Linked DNA regions of Mus musculus: region 2 is linked to region 1. The links are chromatin loops, found by intact Hi-C in ENCODE. Cell type or tissue: left cerebral cortex. All regions are shown on one strand. Links, peaks and the distances in the headings refer to the core of each region. The heading gives the core; the rest is flanking DNA. Region 1 has its middle 14 kb from the start of Sh2d6. Region 2 holds the start of Tmem150a (transmembrane protein 150A).

What was found. Hi-C counts contacts between places; a loop is a spot of excess contacts. Peaks named below come from ENCODE experiments on the same cell type or tissue, not always from the same donor. Only the 100,000 strongest peaks of a DNase experiment are listed, where the experiment ranks them.
Region 2: a loop joins it to region 1, with 2.0 times the contacts of the local background. A loop is called at or near these places in 2 of 42 quality-filtered maps.

The regions. Positions count from the first base shown.
Region 1 is chr6:72,529,672-72,538,981 of GRCm38, reverse strand. It overlaps a transcript of Sh2d6 not described here and a transcript of Capg not described here. Among named protein-coding and RNA genes, the nearest start is that of Sh2d6, 14 kb to the right of the region's middle. In left cerebral cortex, for the core only: CTCF peaks have their summits at 3,629 (motif pointing left), 4,694 (motif pointing right) and 8,678 (motif pointing right); DNase peaks (open chromatin) are centred at 3,631, 4,736 and 6,228; H3K27ac peaks cover 214 bases.
Region 2 is chr6:72,350,427-72,359,736 of GRCm38, reverse strand. 0610030E20Rik (RIKEN cDNA 0610030E20 gene) reads right to left here. Exons shown (of 4, transcript NM_026696.1): 4 at 6,575-9,310. Tmem150a (transmembrane protein 150A) reads right to left here and starts at 4,254. Exons shown (of 8, transcript NM_144916.3): 1 at 4,193-4,254; 2 at 3,425-3,606; 3 at 2,968-3,015; 4 at 2,601-2,687; 5 at 1,721-1,788; 6 at 1,302-1,429; 7 at 981-1,158; 8 at 1-731. The coding sequence starts at 3,489. The coding sequence ends at 490. It overlaps Rnf181 (ring finger protein 181), which reads left to right. Exons shown (of 5, transcript NM_025607.4): 5 at 1-25. In left cerebral cortex, for the core only: a CTCF peak has its summit at 4,243 (motif pointing left); DNase peaks (open chromatin) are centred at 4,013, 4,394, 6,958, 7,140 and 2 more places; H3K4me3 peaks cover 1,736 bases; H3K27ac peaks cover 1,430 bases.

The DNA.
Region 1 (9,310 bases), core at 883-8,882:
CCTAAGCTGTCATAGTCAACGCACAGGTTCAGAGGGCCCTCCAGGGCGAAGTCAGAGACAGACTAATATAAGCACACACCCACGTATCACAGGCGCCAGTCCTGCTCCCACCAAACTACAAATCCCAGCAGGCAGCAGGACGCTAGGTGGGGCCTAGAGTCTGATCTTTTCCTCCGGAAGTGGAGTCTGGCAGGTGTAGTGCGTTCCTTGTGGGGAGGGGCGCCTGGCAGCCGAGTAAAGGCTGCTGGTGCGGCGGTGGTGGGTGCCCACAGTAGGCACACATTGCGCCTCCTTGATTCCGATTCCATTACCCGGTCTAACTCCTTGTACAGGGGAGAGGAGCAGCCCAGACCTTGAGTCGGGGCTGAGCTTATTAGGGCCTCTGTATGGCTTGTGAGTCTCTGGAGAAGCCCAGGAAAGGTCTGGGTTCTCCTTGTCCCCTGATTGTGGGTCCCAGAGATTTGAGGTCCTGACCCTAGATGAGAGCCTACGTGGGGGTGGGGGTGGAGGCAATAACCAAGACACTGTGATCTAAGCGTCCACACTTTCAAAAGCCTCTGCCCACAACACAAGTGTCACAACTCTTGTCCTAACTTCCCAGGTTGCCCAGAGAGCCTCTGAGGTGCTGAAGAAGGGACTTACCCAAACCCTTCAGTGCAAACCGAGCTAGGTGGGATGAGCTGCGCTGAGGCCCCCACTTCCTCCACCTCCGCCTGGGGCAGCTCTCTCCTGAAGTCTCTTCTCAGCTGATTTCAGGCTCCCAAGTGGGGACTCAGGTTACACCTGTATTGGGAGCAGTGACACCGCAGTGGCCAGGAATACATGGACTTTCTGTCTCCGACCCCGTTTTTAGTTTTTACATTTTCTGGGCTGCCACACGGCTGATGATCATTGTAGATGACTCTGAAGGTATAGCCATGACCCTGTTAAGAAAGAATCTACTCTCTCCAGCATGGTTGGGATCCTCCAGAGTGAACATAACCGAGAGCCAGGCCATGAGAGAAGAGTGTGGGAGGGGAAAGCCAGGAGACCAAAATGCCAAAAGGGCACGAAAGAACCCATAAAGCCAAAACAGCTGGATTGTGTAGGGAAGGGCAGCTGGAGGAAGGGCAGCTCGGTGCAGTCCCTGGGCTGGAGAAGTTTAGGATAAGGAGTGGGGAAGCCATTCAGAAGGACAAAACAGGTAAGGACGACGAGGGATGCTGGGAAAACCCAGAGGCCAGTCCGCCTTGATATGGTTTTTGTTTGCTTGTTTGTTTTTTGTTTTTGTTTGTTTGTTTTGGTTTTTCGAGACAGGGTTTCTCTGTATAGCCCTGGCTGTTCTGGAAATCACTTTGTAGACCAGGCTGGCCTCAAACTCAGAAATCTGCCTGCCTCTGTTAAATAGGCATCTCATTTGGCCTTTCATCCTGGGCTTGAGAGCGATCAGATGGGGTGGCTGAATTCTCACCTGGGTCAATCCCCAATACCACCTGGGGGTGGAATAGGCCGAAGGATGAATCAAGCAGATATTGTAGTTCTAAATTCTTGAAAGATTTCATAATCTACAGAGTGAGTTCCAGGACAGCCAGGGCTACACAGAGAAACCCTGTCTTGAAAAGAAGGGAAGGGAAGGGAAGGGAAGGGAAGGGAAGGGAAGGGAAGGGAAGGGAAGGGAAGGGAAGGGAAGGGAAGGGAAGAAGGGGGGAAGGGGGGGAGGGGGGAAGGGGGAAAGGAAAAAAAAATGAAGGAGCCTTCTAAAAGTGTCCCAAATTAAGTCAAAAGCATTATCAAAATAAAATGCTCTTGACAAAGCATTAGTGGACTGGAGATGGCTCAGCTGTTAGAGCACTCGCTGCTCTTCTAGAGGACCAGCTTGTAAGTCCAGCTCCTGGGTGATTACACCCTCTTCCGGCCTCCATGTGCACTCCCAGACTACATATACTTAACAATAAAACATCTCCTTTTTTTTTTTTTTAAGTATTCCTTTAGGTTTTTTATATTTCTTCTTCTTTTCCTCCTCCTCCACCTCTTTGGTTTTTCAAGACAGAGATTTTCTCTGTACCAGTCCAGGCTTGACTGGAAATCACTCTGTAGACCAGGCTGGCTTCGAACTCACAGAGATCCACCTGCCTCTACCTCCAAAGTGCTGGGATTAAAGGCATGCGCCACCACTCCCAGCTCTTCATTTCGTTTTTAACCACTGAAATGTTTCATATATAGGTCACTGGTCCTGGTCACTTTCTTTCTTGGTTGTTTCTTTGGACAGGGCCTCACTCTGCAGCCCAGGCTAGCCTGAACTTTATGTAATTCAGGCTGACCTTGCAGCAGTATGCTCACCTCAGCCGTGCCTATGCCACACTAGCTGGCTCATCCTTCCAGATCTCCCTTGTCTCTGCCTCTCATCTCGCTTGAAGGAACAGTAGAATCACACCTGTTACCACACCTAGCCTTTTTTTTTTTTTTTTTTTTTTTTTTGAGACGGTTTCTCTTTATAACCCTGCTGTCCTGGAACTTTGTAGTGCAGGCTGGCCTCAAACTCACAGAGACCTGCCTGCCTCTGCCTCCCAAGTGTCGGGATTAAAGGCGTGTGCAAGGCATGTGCCATCATATCTGGCCACATCTGCTTTATATGAATTCTGGGGATCCAAACTCAGGTCTTCATACTTGTACATAGGTGCATTACCCATTAAGCCACCTCCCCAGCATCTCTGTGTGTATCACATTTATGTGTTTGTGTGAGTGTGTATGCATAGGCACAGGTCCACACACGCATACTGTGGCACCTGTCTATGTAGAGGTCAGGGGACACCTATTGGAATTAATCCTTCTTCAGCCAGATGGCTCTAGGGAGTCAAACTCAGGAAGCACAACCCAGGCATGGTGGGACATGCCTGCAATCCCAGAACTTGGGGGTCGGAGGCAGAAGCACCAGGAGATCCAAGGTCACCTTTGATAATGTAGTGAGTTTGAGGCCAGCCTGACATAAAACACTGTTTAAAAAGAAAAGGAATCCAGGAATCTATTATTTGACTAGTGTAGTCTATCTTCGCTCCATTTTATGTATTTCCTTCATTTTATAATTGTAAATTCATGAGAGAAGAACAAGTTTCATTATGTTATGAATTCAGCCAGGTGTGGTACACGCCTGAAGTCTCAGCACTCTGGAGCATCTGAACTCAAGGCCTCCAGGGGATAAAGAGACCCTGTCGCAGGAAGGAGGAGGAGGGAGAAGGCATGGGCCGGGGGATGGTGTGTGCGCGCGCCTGTGTGTGTGTGCGCGCGCGCGCAGCTACAGCATCTTAGGAGTGACAAGTAATATTCAACTTTTACAAAATTGAACTTAACCAGGCAGTGATGGCACACGTCTTTAATCCCAGCATTTGGGAGGCAATTTCTGAGTTTGAGGCCAGTTTGAGTTCCAGGACAGCCAGGGCTACACAGAGAAACCCTGTCTATGGGGGAAAAAATGAAATTAGAACTCTGAACTCATCTCTGTCTCCCAAGTATTGGGATTATCACGCTTAGCTGGAGAGACGTTTTCTTTAGGTTTGGAGGAAGACATTTATCATTTGGTACAAGAAGGCATTCCTCAGCGAGCTGTATTTCCTGGATTCCCGGAAGCTACGACTTTGGGCAGGGGCGCCACCTAGCGGGATGCTGTGGAAGCAGGTCTGGGCGCTCTTTTTTGTTAAGAACATTTATGTGAGTGTTTTGTTTGCATATCTATGGGCACCATATATATACTTGTTGACCAGGGAAGTAAGAAGAGGGTGTTGGATCTAGAAATGGAGTTATGGACGGTTGTGAACTATGATATAAGAATTGAACTTGGGTCCTCTGCAAGAGCAACAAGTATTCTTAACCCATGAGCCACCCTCCCCACCTCTCTAGTCCCCCCCCCCCCCCAGAAGTCTTATTGGAATGCAAGCTTCTGCATTTTGATAGAGCTAAGCACCTAATTCCTGAATCATAAAGACCTGTGTGATTTTCAGGTGCCAAAAGTCATTTGACAATGGCTGTTTGCTTTCTGAATATCCAACCTTTCGGGTGTAGCTGGCCTTTACCTACTTTATGGGTTCTTTTTCCCACCCTTTATCTCCCCCTCCACCCCCAGCCCAGTTTCACTCCCAATCACTAGATAGGAGAGAAAGAAGGCTAGAAGGGAGAGAGAAAGAGGGAGAAATCCTTGAATCTAATTTCTTTCCGTTTATTTCTTCTTTGAGCATGACTACTAGCAAACAGCAACCAAACTTCCTGAACGACCAACAACCACCCACCGAGTAGGGTGCTAGCATTTATAAACCCTCTGAAAAATCCCACAGGTCACACAATTGCAGAAACTATTGCAGCTGGCAAAACCACGCCTCTGCTAGAGCAGGAGGCAAATCATAGCCAGCTGTGAAGCAGTCTCATAGCCCACACCTGGGATTAAAACAAAAACATATGCTTATAATATTTCTGTGTTTTTTGTTTTTTTTTTTTTAAGAAACCAATATTCCAAAATTCTCAGTACAATCGGGTTCAGTTAAATCCACGGGGCAGTGTTGTTAGGTGATTACCAGGAACATGATGGGAGTGAGATTTCCCCCTTTAAGGGACTTTCCTTTATTTGCATTCTTAATAATGAAGGCCTCTTAATAATGAAGGCCTCCAGGTTCAGATGTCAGCCCCCGCTCTCCTAGGAATTGAGCTTCAGGCTGTCATTCTTCTTGTCACCACCAGGGGACACCCTCTCCTATAGAATGCCTCTCAAATGGGCATGGAAACAAGCAAGGGGACTGTGGGCTTTGGCCCGAGGCCCAGCATCTGTGTTCATCTGTGGCAGAGTGATTTCAGGACCCTCCATGCCTGTGGAGGAAGGATGTGGGTTGGAGAAGCATCCTTGACCCACTGTGTCTGGGGTCTCGTAAGGAGAAGGGGAGAAAGTCAGGTCAGTATGGTTTGGGAATTTCTCTCCCATTACCCTATTACTTAGGGGAGGGAGGGAGGGAGGGAGGGAAGGAGGGAGGGAGGGAGTAACAGAGAGAGAGATAGAGATAGAGACAGAGACAGAGAGACACAGAGAGAGACAGAGAGAGAGAAAGAGAGCCTATTTCTATTCCTGTCCCCACTCCAGTCCACCATACTCAGCACAGGAAATCTGCAAGGGGTATGTCTAATATTTTCAGAGACTATTCCAAGGGACTTCAGCACAACCTTGGCCTGTGCCCAAGAAACAGGGAATCCACATACCTTTCCCATTAACCAGAAAAGCAACAGCTGCTGACCCAGACCCTGAGCACATCCTGAGGCCTTTCCCATCTGAAGCTCCAGCTTCCTGGTCTTACTGTTGTCCATCACTCAGAACTTTCCTTCCCCTAAACACACAGCCGGTCCCTTGCAGACTTCAGACTGGAGCCTCAACTCAATGGAGCCTCCTCTCAAGGGGATTTGTCTCAATGATAAAGCTGTAACAGGGCTATGGAAATAGCTTACATGGTAAGAGTACTTGCTGTGAAAACATGAAGAAAGGAGTTCCAGCCCCAGAAACTGTGTTTAAAAGCCAGGTGAAGTAGATCACACTTGTAATCCCAGTACTAGAAGGTAGGCATGCCTGCTTATGCATGCATGCATGTGCACACACACACACAGAGAGAGAGAGAGAGAGAGAGGAGAGAGAGAGAGAGAGAGAGAGAGAGAGAGAGAGAGAGAGAGAGAGAGAGAAAACAAAGAACAAGGAGGCTGGAATGAGATGCCCAGCTGACAGGTATTGAACTGCAGACAGACTCCTAAGAAGGATTATTTGACATCTGTGGGGCAATGGGGGAGGGGAGGGCTGTGTAGTGCCTGGAAAGTGGGGTGGGGGAGAATAATAGCATCCCCCCCCCGAAGATAAACAGGAGAGGGGGATACCGGGGAGTGAGAAAGGTTGGTTAAAGTAATCTGGAGAAGACAGTCTTCAGTTTTCTGTGTTTACCAAGGGGACTGTTGTCCGCAGGTAAATGGAACGGCAGACAGGACATGGTACCTTCCCTATAGGCCTAGTGGTCGGTGATGGGCAGGAGAGTACCAAGATATGGGCCTTCCAGGGAGACCAAGGCTTGCAGAGCTGAGGGCTTTCCATAGAGTGAGTAACCACTAGCTATGCCTTACAGGAGATAACAGCCAGGAGCCTGCCATGTGCCAAGTTGTGAGCTAGGTGCTAGGTGTAGGGTTTGGCTGTGAACCCTACAGAAACCAGGGCTGCCATTTATAGAGCTTACTTCAGCACCCTGGAGGCGGTACAGTCTAGCTCTGGAACAAGCCTGTGAGCTTAATTACCATGGAAGCCTTGAGCGTAGGGGTTGGGGGGCTGCTGAAGGAAGTTCTTCTGAGCTGTGGCCCGAAGGAAGAGAGGACAAGACAGAGCATCCCAGGGAAAGAATGGCCAGTGGGCAGCCCCAGGTAAGGTGACTTTGCTCCACCACCCTCCAGCCTCACCCTGGCTTCCTGAATACTGGGCCTTCTCCTGTCTGAGCAAAGTCTGGACCAGGGGACCAAGCTGGGAGAGAAAAAAGACACAGTGACCCCAGCATGGTGATCAAAACACACGAGAGGCAGAGGCAAGAGGATTGAATAATTAAGGCCAGCTTGGGCTACATGAGACTTTCTTTCTTTGTGTGTGTGTGTGTGTGTGTGTGTGTGTGTGTATACCACTATGTGTGTCTGGTGCCTAAGGAGGCCAGAAGACGATGTTAGACACCTTGGAATTGGCATTACAGATAATTATAAGCCAACATGTGGGTGTTGAGAAATTGAACGCAGGTCCTCTGGGAAAGCAGCCTGTGCTCATAACCGCTAAGGTGCCTCTCCTGCCCCGAGACTCTGATTCAAACACAGCCACACACATACACACACACACACACACACACACACACACACACCTCAAACCAAAGCCACACACACAGACACACACACACACACACAGAAACACACACACACAGAGCCCAAACAAACAAACAAAAACAGCAGTATTCTAAGAATGAATGGTCCCAGAAAAAGAGCTGAAGTGGAGGCAGGAGTGCTGGGCTCTGGCAGGGAAGGCCATTCATTTGAAAAGACATGGGGCCTTTTAAAAAAAGACTAAAAACAGTAAGCCGGCAGTGGTGGTGCACACCTTTAATCCCAGCACTTGGGAGGCAGAGGCAGGCAGATTTCTGAGTTCGAGGCTAGCCTGGCCTACAAAGTGAGTTCCAGGACAGCCAGGGATATACAGAGAAACCCTGTCTCAAAAACAAAACAAAAACAAAAACAAAAACAAAAACAAAACAAACAAACAAAAAAAAACCATGTCTCTGTGTGTCTCGGCACATGCATGTGGAGGTCAGAGGTCAGAGGGCAACTTGCTGAAGCCAGTTCTCTCCTTGGGTCCTGGAGACCCAACCTGGATTGTCAGCGCCTTTACTCATTGGCCCAAGATTTTTTTTTTTTTTAAAAGATTTATTTGGGGGCTGGTGAGATGGCTCAGTGGGTAAGAGCACCCGACTGCTCTTCCGAAGGTCCGGAGTTCAAATCCCAGCAACCACATGGTGGCTCACAACCATCCGTAACGAGATCTGACTCCCTCTTCTGGAGTGTCTGAAGACAGCTACAGTGTACTTACATGTAATAAATAAATAAATAAATCTAAAAAAAAAAAAAAAAGAATGGCATAAAAAAACCACTAAAAAAAAAAGATTTATTTGTGTTCTTTTAAAGTGTAAGTAGGTGGTGGTGGGGTATGTGCAGTGGCTGCAGAGGCCAGAGCTGTCAGATCTCTCTGCAGCCAGAGTTACAGGAGCTGCCTGACGTGGGTACTTGGAATCCATCTCAGGTCCTTTGGAAGGACAGGCAGGGTGTGCTCTTAACCACTAAGCCATGGGCCTAGTTCCACCAACGTTTTTAAACAGTGGGATGTATGTATATAAGAGGCTTCCTCCTTTTTTTCTCATTTAGAGAAAGTCTAGGAGAGTTGAGACATTCTCTTATAGACTTGGCTGGCTTCAACTTTCCATGTACCCAGGCTGGCCTGGAATTCCTGATCCTCCTGCCTCTACTTACCAAGTGTCAATTACAGTGTACACTACCATGCCACACCCTATTCTCTTACAGCTTTGTTTTGTTTGAGACAAAGTCTCATGTAGCCAAGGCTGGCCTAAAACTCATTATATAGCTAAGAATAACTTTGTCCTTATAGGCTTGATTTTATACGATGCTGGGAATCAAACCCAGGGCTTTATGCTCCATCCCCCTCTGTTTTCCCCTCTGTCTTAAGATTGTCTTTTCTCAAGGCTCCCTGAGTTAGATGGCTCACTAGCCTAGCTGCTATTAGTAAGCCCCAAGTTAAGGGAAAGACCCTGTCTCAAACAAAACAAAATAAAATAATACAAAACAAAACAAAACAAAAAAACCCACCACCCACCACTACCACCACCACCATACGAAACATCTCTAAGCTGGTTTGGCAGTTCAAATGAATTAATTGTTGCTCCTGCAGGGACCTGGGTTCAGCTTTCAACACTTACACTGAGTGACTCAAAACAGCCTGTAACTCCAGTTCCAGGAAATCCAGGATGCCTCCAAAGGCAGCTACAACATGTTCACACACACAGCCATACACAAACATGCATGCATAAATCTTCCTAAAGATTTGTTTTATATGTATGAGTGTTTCATCTACATGTATGTAAGTGTATGTGTGCAGTACCGGAAAGAGGTCAGAAGAGGGTGCTGGGCCTCCTGGAACTGTAGTCATAGATGGTTGTGAGCTGCCAATGTAGGTGTTGGGAACAGAACCTGGGTCCTGTGAAAGAGCAGCAAGTCTTCTTCACTACTGCTCCATCCCCCAAATAAATCCTTTTATAACTTATAGTAGGGACTGGAGAAGTGGCTCAGTGGTTAAGAGCACTGACTGCAGGAGTTACAGAGACAAAGTTTGGAGCTGTGTCAAAAGGATGGACCATCTAGAGGCTGCCACATCCAGGGTTCCATCCCACAATCAGCTTCCAAAAGCTGACACCATTGCATATACTAGCAAGATTTTGCTGAAAGGACCCAGATATAGCTGTGTCTTATGAGACTATGCCGGGGCCTAGCAAACACAGAAGTGGATGCTCACAGTCAGCTATTGGATGGACCACAGGGCCCCCAATGGAGGAGCTAGAGAAAGTACCCAAGGAGCTAAAGGGATCTGCAACCCTATAGGTGGAACAACAATATGAACTAACCAGTACCCCGGAGCTCTTGACTCTAGCTGCATATGTATCAAAAGATGGCCTAGTCGGCCATCACTGCAAAGAGAGGCCCATTGGACTTGCAAACTTTATATGCC
Region 2 (9,310 bases), core at 928-8,927, 180 kb after region 1:
AGATATAAAAAAGTACTAAAATACTCGTGTGGTTCTGCTGTGTTATTTGCCCTAAAGGAAGTGAGGGGCAGAGTGAAGAACCCAAGTGCAGCTGGGTGGGCCTTCCCTTAGGCTAAGGCATGCTCCTCCCATCATCCAGACTCGTGAGCCCCTGCCACCCCAGCCCCAATTCCTGCAGCAGAAGGCCCCAGTGGTCTGGCTCTGGCACTGGGAGTAGAAGGCACCTGAAGGGCTGGCTGGGCAAGGGAGGACAGGTGACCTTTAACACAGAATACTACTCTGGTATGAGGGGACAGGACAAGCAGCAGAGGCAGCTGTGGAGGCCCTGTCCCTCTATGGCACAGGTGGGTGTTGGATGGCCACTTCTCCAGAAGTAAGGAAGCCTAGATCCCAACAATACTCTCTAAAACTTGTTTTTGGTACAAAATAAATGCAAAGAAGGTAGAGGGTGCGGGTGTTTTGGAGGCTGGGCCAGCCACCCTCCAGACCTCAGATCATGGCAATACTCTCGGGAGCACAGTTGAGGTGGGTAGAGGTGCTGCTGCTCCCAGAGGACTTACAGGCCCTGCCCGGGGCAGGCTGTAGTGCGGCCACCAGTGTGTCTGAGGAGATTGTCCCGAACTCATAGCTGAAGGTGCCATAGAAAATGAGGATATCGAGGACAAACACCCATTCACACAGAGCAGCTCCATGCTGGAGCTGAGAACTCTCGTGGAGGAAGAAGACTCCACCTGGAGCAGAGCTAAGGAAAGGTTCGAGAGGGTGTGTGCACCTAAGAGGGTGTGTGCACCTAGAGGGTGTGTGCACCCAGCAACACCTGTAGGCCATCCCAAGCAAGTAGAAGAGGTAAAGGACCGGGCCGCATCAGACTAGGACTAGGGCAGTGGTCACTGGACTCAAGGTCCCACCCCTACCCCAACCTGGGAGAGAAGGATTCAGCTAGGGGATGAGTTCCTGGCTTCCCTATCCCAAAAGGATACTAAGGACCAGGGTGATGAAGGCGATGACAGCCAGCACACTTCGAAGGTAGGCCATAGCCATGTCCAGGGGGGTGGTGGCCCCATGGTAGAAGAGAACACAGTGCAGGCACACAAAGAGCAGCCCAGCAGTGAAGGCCACACCAGTTCCGATGTAGTGTAGAGACTTGGCATGGTCCACCTGGCCCAGACAGAGGCCAATCCATGAAGCAGCCCCACCTCTCCTGCCCCATCCATCACTTCTCCCTTCCTTCCTTGGTCAACCTCCAGGTGTTGCCCTTACAGGCATCCAGGCCCTATTAAGGGAGGGTGGGGCGGGGGCACCTGAAAATTGCCGACCACCACGAGGCCTGCAGCGTTGGTGCAACCAGTGATGAGTGCAGTGGTATTGATCCAGGAGTGCCGGCTCTGTTCCAGGAGCTGCCCGTACCGAAGGAGGCAGATGAGGGCCACTAGGAGAAGACAGTAGTGATGGGGCCAGTTCTCTGCCTTCCTCCCAGGCTTTTACCCAGGACAGCTGTTACCCTGGAAAACTAGTTAGCATCTAGCTGATTGGGGCCTAAATAGCAAGGTAGTTGGGCCTGCCCCCTCTTCCCACCTACCTGTTTGGTCCTGCCCACAAACTACCACCTTCAGTGAACAGAAGATAAGTTGTTCCTCTTACCTTAACCCTTGGAGATGGGGCAGAGTACAGGTTGTGGGGCTTTTCTGGTGAGGGGTAGGGGTCTGATGGTATCACTCACCCATAACAGCACCCATGTTGCCAATGAGGCTGAAGAGGCAGCTCTCCGGGGGGTATGTGCCACACTTGCTGAGGGAGGGGTAGGGACAATGAGGCAGGCATACCAGGGGCCCTCCACACCCCTCCCAGCTCCTCCCCTCTCCCGGGCTTTATCTGTGTTTGGTCAGCAGCAGGCAAGCCTCTGATTTAAAGAGCACATATGTATGAGAGATAAAGACATGCCCTAGTGTGGCTGGCAGCTCTCAGCCTCCTTTGCTGAGGCCTGCAGCTGCTCTGATTTTCTTGAACTTGTGCTGGCCACTCAGAGGTGCTGAGCTTAAATGCACATACTTTCATTGACTGTGTGACCTGAATAAGTGTCTCCAAGCCTGTTTCCACAGCTAAAGGGGGTGAAAAGAACAGAGCCTAACCTGCAGGATGGATTAAAAGGCACCACTGGCATATAAAACTCAGTGGGATGCCCAGCTCCTAGAAATAGCAAGTAGTGCACTTATTTCTTTGAAACAGCCTTACATTGCTCAGGCTGGCCAAAAACTAGCTGGGGGGTGATCTTGAATGTCTGATGCTCTTGCTGGGATTGCAGGCATGTGCTACCACACCTAGTTTTATGTGGTGCTGGGCTTTTATGTGCACGCTAGGCAGGCATTCTGCCAACTGAACCACATGCCCGATGCCCAGGCTCCCACTTTTCTCCTCTCCAGACAGGGTTTCATATAGCACAGGCAGGCCTTGAGCTCATCTTCCTACTGCTTTCCAAGAGCTAGGATTATAGCTTTGGCACTAAGCCTGGCCTGGCAGTATTAATTGACATTATATTAATGTTTCTTCTTAAGATCCAGAGACAGCTCCGAGGGGATTTCTGACAGTCTGGAGGGACCTACCTGATGAGAGGAACATCATCCAGGGTGCAGCAGCTCTTAGGGCCCCCTTGTTCAGCAGGGTCAGGAGAGCAGGATTCATTGTAGGACCTGGCAGGTGGGACACGGGGGTGGGGGGGGAGATTGGGGGAAGGAGCATCTTAGAACTTTTTTTTTTCCAAAGAGGAAATCTTTCAGACATCCCCAGGACCTTCCTGAAGCAGAAGCAAAGAAGATGAGGGGATGGTGGGAAGTGGGCAGATGAACAGGATGTCATGCCTGGAGACCAATGTCAGAGAACAGCCTATGGTCTCCGTGTAGCTTGTGAGCTCAAGGAGGGACAGAGATGAAGGGAGCTTTAGAGTGAGGCCATCTGTAGAGTGCTCCATACCAGTTCTCCACTGGGCACACGTGGCGGTTCATCACGGCCATGGCATACCTGTGGGAGCACAACTGTCACCCTGTCCTCATGGCTCTTCAGACCCCACCACCACCTCCTGGCTCTTTGACTTTTGACCTCATTCAGCCTCAATGCCCTGGCTGGGAATTTATTTGGTGGGGTGAAGAGGGAGGTAGTTACTGATGCTGGAGCAGACCCTGCACAATTGCCTCCACTAGAGAGCCTCTGGAAGTTGCCCTGTCTACAAGTGTATGTCAGAGCTGTCCTGCTGGACCGCAGTGGTGCCAGCTTGTCCCAAGAGGCTGTGTGCCCAGGAATCAGGCCAAGCTTTGGAGACAGAAAGAGTGACCCTGGGTACCATTCTGGAGCCTGCAAACGGGACAAGGGACTTTGTGTGTGTGCCATCAAGTTTCTATTAGACCCCCCCCTCCACACCCCTCTTACTCACACAGTCCATATGCCGGTGATGGAGAAGGCTGACAGGCTGACAGGAAGGAGGATCCAGGCGGTCATGAGGGAGTGGAGCCAGGGTGGTGGTAGTTTGGGGGTAAGGACAACAGGTAGGTGGGGAAAAGGGGGCAGGCCCAGCTACTTTGAGATATTTCGGTCACAATCATCAGCTGCCCTGGCCTGGTTGGGGAGAGAGATCAAGGTCCAGGGTCTGGTGACTGACCAGGGCGGGCGGGGGGGGGGGGTTGGGAGGGGGATGGGGATGGTGGGCAACACTTCATCCAGAGCTCTCCTTGGGCGTTTGATTGTCCAGACTTTGGGATGAGCCCCGGCAGGAACGTGGCACCCTCTGGCTTATCCATCTGGGGCCTCCGCGGTCTACCCAAATGCCACGGGCGCGCTGAGAGACTCGGGCAGGGCTGTAACATCTGGAAAGAGAGCCACGCTCCCCGGCCTGAGGGACGTCGGCTTGGTGAAGGCTGGAGCTAGGACAATCAAGGGGATCATGCCAAGGAAAGCCTGGGAGGGTGCGCCGGGCCGAGAGAGCGGCTCTGAGTCGTTGCCGGGCGGGCAAACCACCTGACCACCGCGCCCCGGCAAAGGGGCGGGTTCTCGAGGGAAGCTTGACCGGGTCCAGTTCGCGTGGGTACGGGGACCCCAATTTAGGTAGGAGTGTGCAGCCAGCGACAATACCCCCTCCCTCCAGAGCCCTGCTCCCCAAGGCGATCCCTCGGAGGCCGCGGGAGAAAAGGAATCCGGTACGCACCTCCCCGGAGCTCCCCGCCGCCGCTGCCGCCTCTCCCTGCTCGGCCCCCTCGTGGCCGCGTCTCCAGCTGCGGCCCTCGGAGCAGCCCTGAAAGGTTTAAAGGGCCGAACGGCCCCGCCCCTGGCGGCCCCAGGCCCGCCGCGCCGCCCGCCGGGACGTGGAGTCCGCGCAGCCCGGGCCCGGGTGCCAGAGCCCCGCCCGAGACTACAACTCCCGAGCCCCCGCGGCAATGTCACGGGGGAAACATGGGCGGTGCCCCAAGTCTAAGGGACCTGGGCGCCCGAGGCTATGACCCGGACACCTCTGACACTTAAGATCTAGAGGGCAGTTGTCATTCCTGCGGAGGGAGTGCGGGCGGGCTAGCCCGGCAGCTCTGCCTGTGCATGTCGCCTGTGGCTGTCATCGTGCACGTGGCTTGAAGAAGCTTTCCACTGTCTCAGTGGACTATATGACTTTGGGGGAAGCTCCTTCAACTCTCTCAGTGTGGCGCCCCAAGCCTGCCACTGTCTGAACAGGCATGAGGCTGGTGGGTGAGAAGCCAAGCACCGAGCCTAGGCTTGGCTTGGGAAACCCAAAGCTGGCTGGGTTCTGCTACCCAACTCTGTACCCTCCGGCCCGTCCCTTTTAGCAAACTCTGGAAAGGGCTGGCTTTGATTTTATTTTGGGGACACACGAGAACTGGCCATAAGTCACGGTGTCCAAGATGTTTCCTGACTCAACAACACTTACTTAAAATATGGTATAGGGTCCTAAAGGATATCCATTCTAAATACATGCAGGTGCCTGTGTAGGGCGGATAAAGATTAAAGCAGCCAGGTGTTCATTAGCAGAGGGAAGGTGAGGGACTCAAGTGGAATCTAGGAAGAGAAAACAGGACTATGTGGGGATAAGTTATTTATTAGTCTCTCCTTAATGGAAAGAGTGTGCTCCCTGGATATTCTTTTCTTGATGGAAAGGGCATGGCTACTTCTGCTTACATAGGACAATTGTTCCTGGTTCTCCCTATAAGCAGTGGGACCCCCATGAGACAGCGAATCATTATCCCAAGGGGATATGATCCCAGGCTGGTAAGAGTGGGAGATAGCCACCCCTAGTGAAACCAGGGCTAGCTGCACAAAGTCCTGTGCTGAAACAAAACAGAGCCAAACAAGTGGTGAACTGGACCTTTAAGAGGAGAAACCTTTTGGGGGATCCAAATGGAGGGCAGGAATGGTACAGAAACTACTAATGGCCTTTTCTCGCCTACCATCAGAACTTTAGTGAAAACAGGGCCAAGAAATATGGCTGTGCAATGATCACTGGACAAGACTAGCTGGCTGAATTGACAGGGGTGGAGGTGGGTATAAAATCCAGGCCAGCTTCTGACCTTTGGGACAAAGGTGACTCTCTCAGTAACAGAACATCTTCCTGTCCCACTACATTACAACTAACCAGGTACCTTTTTCTCTTTTATGTGAGGCTGTGAACCATCATTGAAAGCTATCTTGGGGTGCAGGGGGATTAGTGTCCTATTATATAATTCAGATTAACCTCATACTAATGATCCTTCTGACTTTAGCCTCCAGAGTGCTAGGATTACAGGCAACACGCCTGGTTAGCTTGTTTTCTTCCCCTCAAGAGAGGGAATATATAGTCCTGCGGTTAGAATACCAAGTGCTTTTTAACAGCGGAGCCATTTCTCTAGGCACACACGTGCGCGAGCATACATACACACACACACACACACACACACACACACACACACACACACACACACGAATGAGACAAGGTCTCACTACATACCTCAGGCTGGATTTGCCTGGCTCCCCAGTGCTGGGATTAAAAGTGTGCTCCACCAAGCTCAGCTTAGTCTTTTGATTCTCATCCTGCCTCTGCCTTGGTACTGCCATTATAGGCCTATATAGGTACACCGTTTCACTTTGTGGTTCCTAACTTATTGATTGTATCCTACTGAGCTGGGTTTGTCTCTCTGTTTCACCTTTAGGGGAAGGTCTTGGAAGATTGTTCACGAGCTCTACTGATTCTCCTGACTTGTTAGGTGTTAGAATTCCCGGGCGGTGGTGTTGCAGGCACTTTTAGGTTTAATATGCCAACCTGAATAATCCCTAAAACAACTCTCTTAAGATGAAGGTCTAATGAAGCCCAGGCTTTAAGGACACCTGAAAGAGGAAGCTGCCTAAGAGGACAAAAGTGAGACCAGATGTCTTTCAAAGTTTCAACTCTTAGGTTACATGAGTCTAGCCGTTACACTCCAACCAGAACAGCTCTTAAAATAATCAGCACAGCAAGAGGAGAGATTTCCAGTGCTGACTGGGTAGCAGAGTAACTTTAGGGCAGGCACTTAATCTCCCTTCCCCCCAAGTACACAAGTGATTTCACAACTTTTGGCAAAAAAATGCTGTAAAAATAGTTTATTGGTTTAAAAAGTACCGTCCATGATTTTCAAACAGTTTGCATAATTCATTTTTTTATACAGAAACACTGGAAATGAGAAAAAGAATGTATGGCTTTTTCTGCATTTAGCACCATGACATAGCCAGGACACGCTGATGCTTGCTGTGTAGCTTAGGCTACTCTCAAACATACAGTGATCCTCCTATCTCTGTCTCTTGAGCTGTTCACCACCATTCCCAACCTCTTGTTCTGTTTGCTCTGGGAAAGGAGGAACCCCTAACTAGGAAGGCTTTCACTTCTAGCAGTACTCTAACACCAAGGAAATTTGGGCTGGATGCCAACAGCTCCTCAGGAATTCAAAAGAGTTAAGGTTTCAAATAACTGTCAACATTCCATATGCAATTTCTTCAAAAGGCTCAGAGGTAGGAAAGTCGAATGCTCATTATACAAAGGTCTCATTTAAATTCGAGTTATCTGGGAAGCACCACCCTGACACAGGTCTTGTCAAACACACAGCAGGCTAGATACTCACCACCCAAAGAGCTTCCCACCTGTCTGGGCTGCTCTCTAGTTAGCAATGCACCCCAGATGATCAGAGAGATGGAATGTTCTTTCACATTTATTTTAGATCCACCCCTGCTGGCTAGACTGCAGCCAGTATATACTTTATTCTCATCATATACACTTATATATCTTTTCCCTTCTTGCTCCACACTCTTCAAAGTCATTCATGCTTGTCAGTGGGGTACAACCCCAGTTTTTATCATTATTCTTGCACAGCCCAAACCCCCTTGCAAAACCAATTCTCTCTTATAAATAATATATACTCAGTTCAGGAATCACAAAACTGTAAAATACAGGCTTAATTCTAGTTAAGAACTGAGGGGAAAAAACCATTCCAGAGAGAGAAGAGAGAGAGGGGAGAGAGAGAAGAGGAGAAGGAAGAGAAGAGAGAGAGAGGAGAGAGAGGAGAGGAGAGGAGAGGAGAGGAGAGGAGAGGAGAGAGAGAGAGAGAGAGAGAGAGAGAGAGAGAGAGAGAGAGAGAGAGAGAAAGAAAGAAAGAAAGAAAGAAAGAAAGAAAGAAAGAAAGAAAGAAAGAAAGAAAGAAATGGGGGTAGGGGTTTGAGACAGGGTCTCTCTACATAGTCCTGGTTGTCTGGAACTTGCTTTGTAGATAAGGCTGGCCTCAAACTAAAAGACCTTCCTGCCTCTGGGACATGGGGCAAACCTTTTATCTCAGCCTTTCAAATGCTGGGATTACTGGCATGTACCGTCATACCTGTAGCCCAGTCTCCCTTGCCCCCATCTCCCCCCCCCCCACACACACACAAAAGACAGATAAGAACTTATCTATTCAAATGAATGTTGATTCTGAGGCAGTTTGTAGTTAAGTCCTGCCTACTGTGCAAAAACACTGGGCAGTTCTGAGAACTCACTATGGCCCGTGAGTTTTGAAATAGGTTAAGAGACATCTATCTGGAAGCAGGTCTGCCAAATAAACTGGCCAGTATTATTACAGACCCCAGAATAGGCCAGCAGAGCAATCAAGCTAAGCCATAAGGCTGAGGGCAGCCCCAAGAGGCATTTTAGGGAGGAGGCCTAGAAACATCAGCTCTAACAGGCTGGCTCAGAATGACCACTCTTCATTTAGGCACAGGCTTGGGGCTTTAGGTAGTCATACAGGATAAACTAGCAAGAATCAAGAGAGCTTTCTTAGCTAGAAAATCTTTCATACACACTGATAAGCAAAGTGCTTCTGGAAAAAGAACTTAGAGAAGTTTCCACCAGTCTCCTATCTGAGGTCTTTGAGGACCACATAAACACATAAAAGGCCTCTGCAGAACACTTTGTTCATCTAGCTATTCCTTCATCAAGAAGTGGGAATAACGGCAAATTTGTAGGTGTCGGGTCCTCAGATTCTTCAGGTGTTTTTTGGTTCAATAACAGAATCAGGATATAGGAAGCACAGCTCTAAGAACACAGACCCCCAAAAAGTTCCAATGTTCTTTGTCCCGACCAGCGTTCCAGTGAATCCTGTGTTTCAAGTCAGAATATGGACTGATTAACTGGAGACTATAGTGACTTGCAGGATGAAGAGCATGGAGTTTGGCAGACCCTCCTTCACCCGGGAGGCTCTGATGGTATCTAACCATGTAAGTCCACAGGCACTTACAGCACTAGTGCACAAGTACAGGATGAAGGCTTTTCCCTTTGACAGCATCCTGGGATTAGGACTGACAATGCTTAAGGCACTGAACCCTGAGACCAGCTCTCCTGGTTTAGAGCATTCAGGTCTCCGGCCACCTCTAGAACCAGGCCCTTCTAACTTACCACCTAACTCAAGTCCCAGAGTTCTGGCATGGCAAGCTGTGACTCACTGTTTTAATGGCGTAAAGCAGATGGCCAACTATATTACATGTTTTCAGCAGAGTGGGATAAAACACAGGAGGGATCGCAAGTGTCCCTGAAGAGAAAGCTACTGAACTCATACAGTCAGAATGATCTTGAAATCCTAGAAGACAAAGCCCTGGGGTAGGAGGTTTGGTTGTGGGCAGTCTCAGGGCTTGTAGGCTGTTTTATGATTCATGTTTCAAGATGCTGAAGTTAGGTTCCTATGTCAGGAAATCGTAGGTGCACCTGAATTCTGTGAACAGGATGTCTTGTGGACTTCAGACCTTAGCCTAAGCTTGTGTTGAAAAACATGTCCCCCGTTGGAAAAATGCT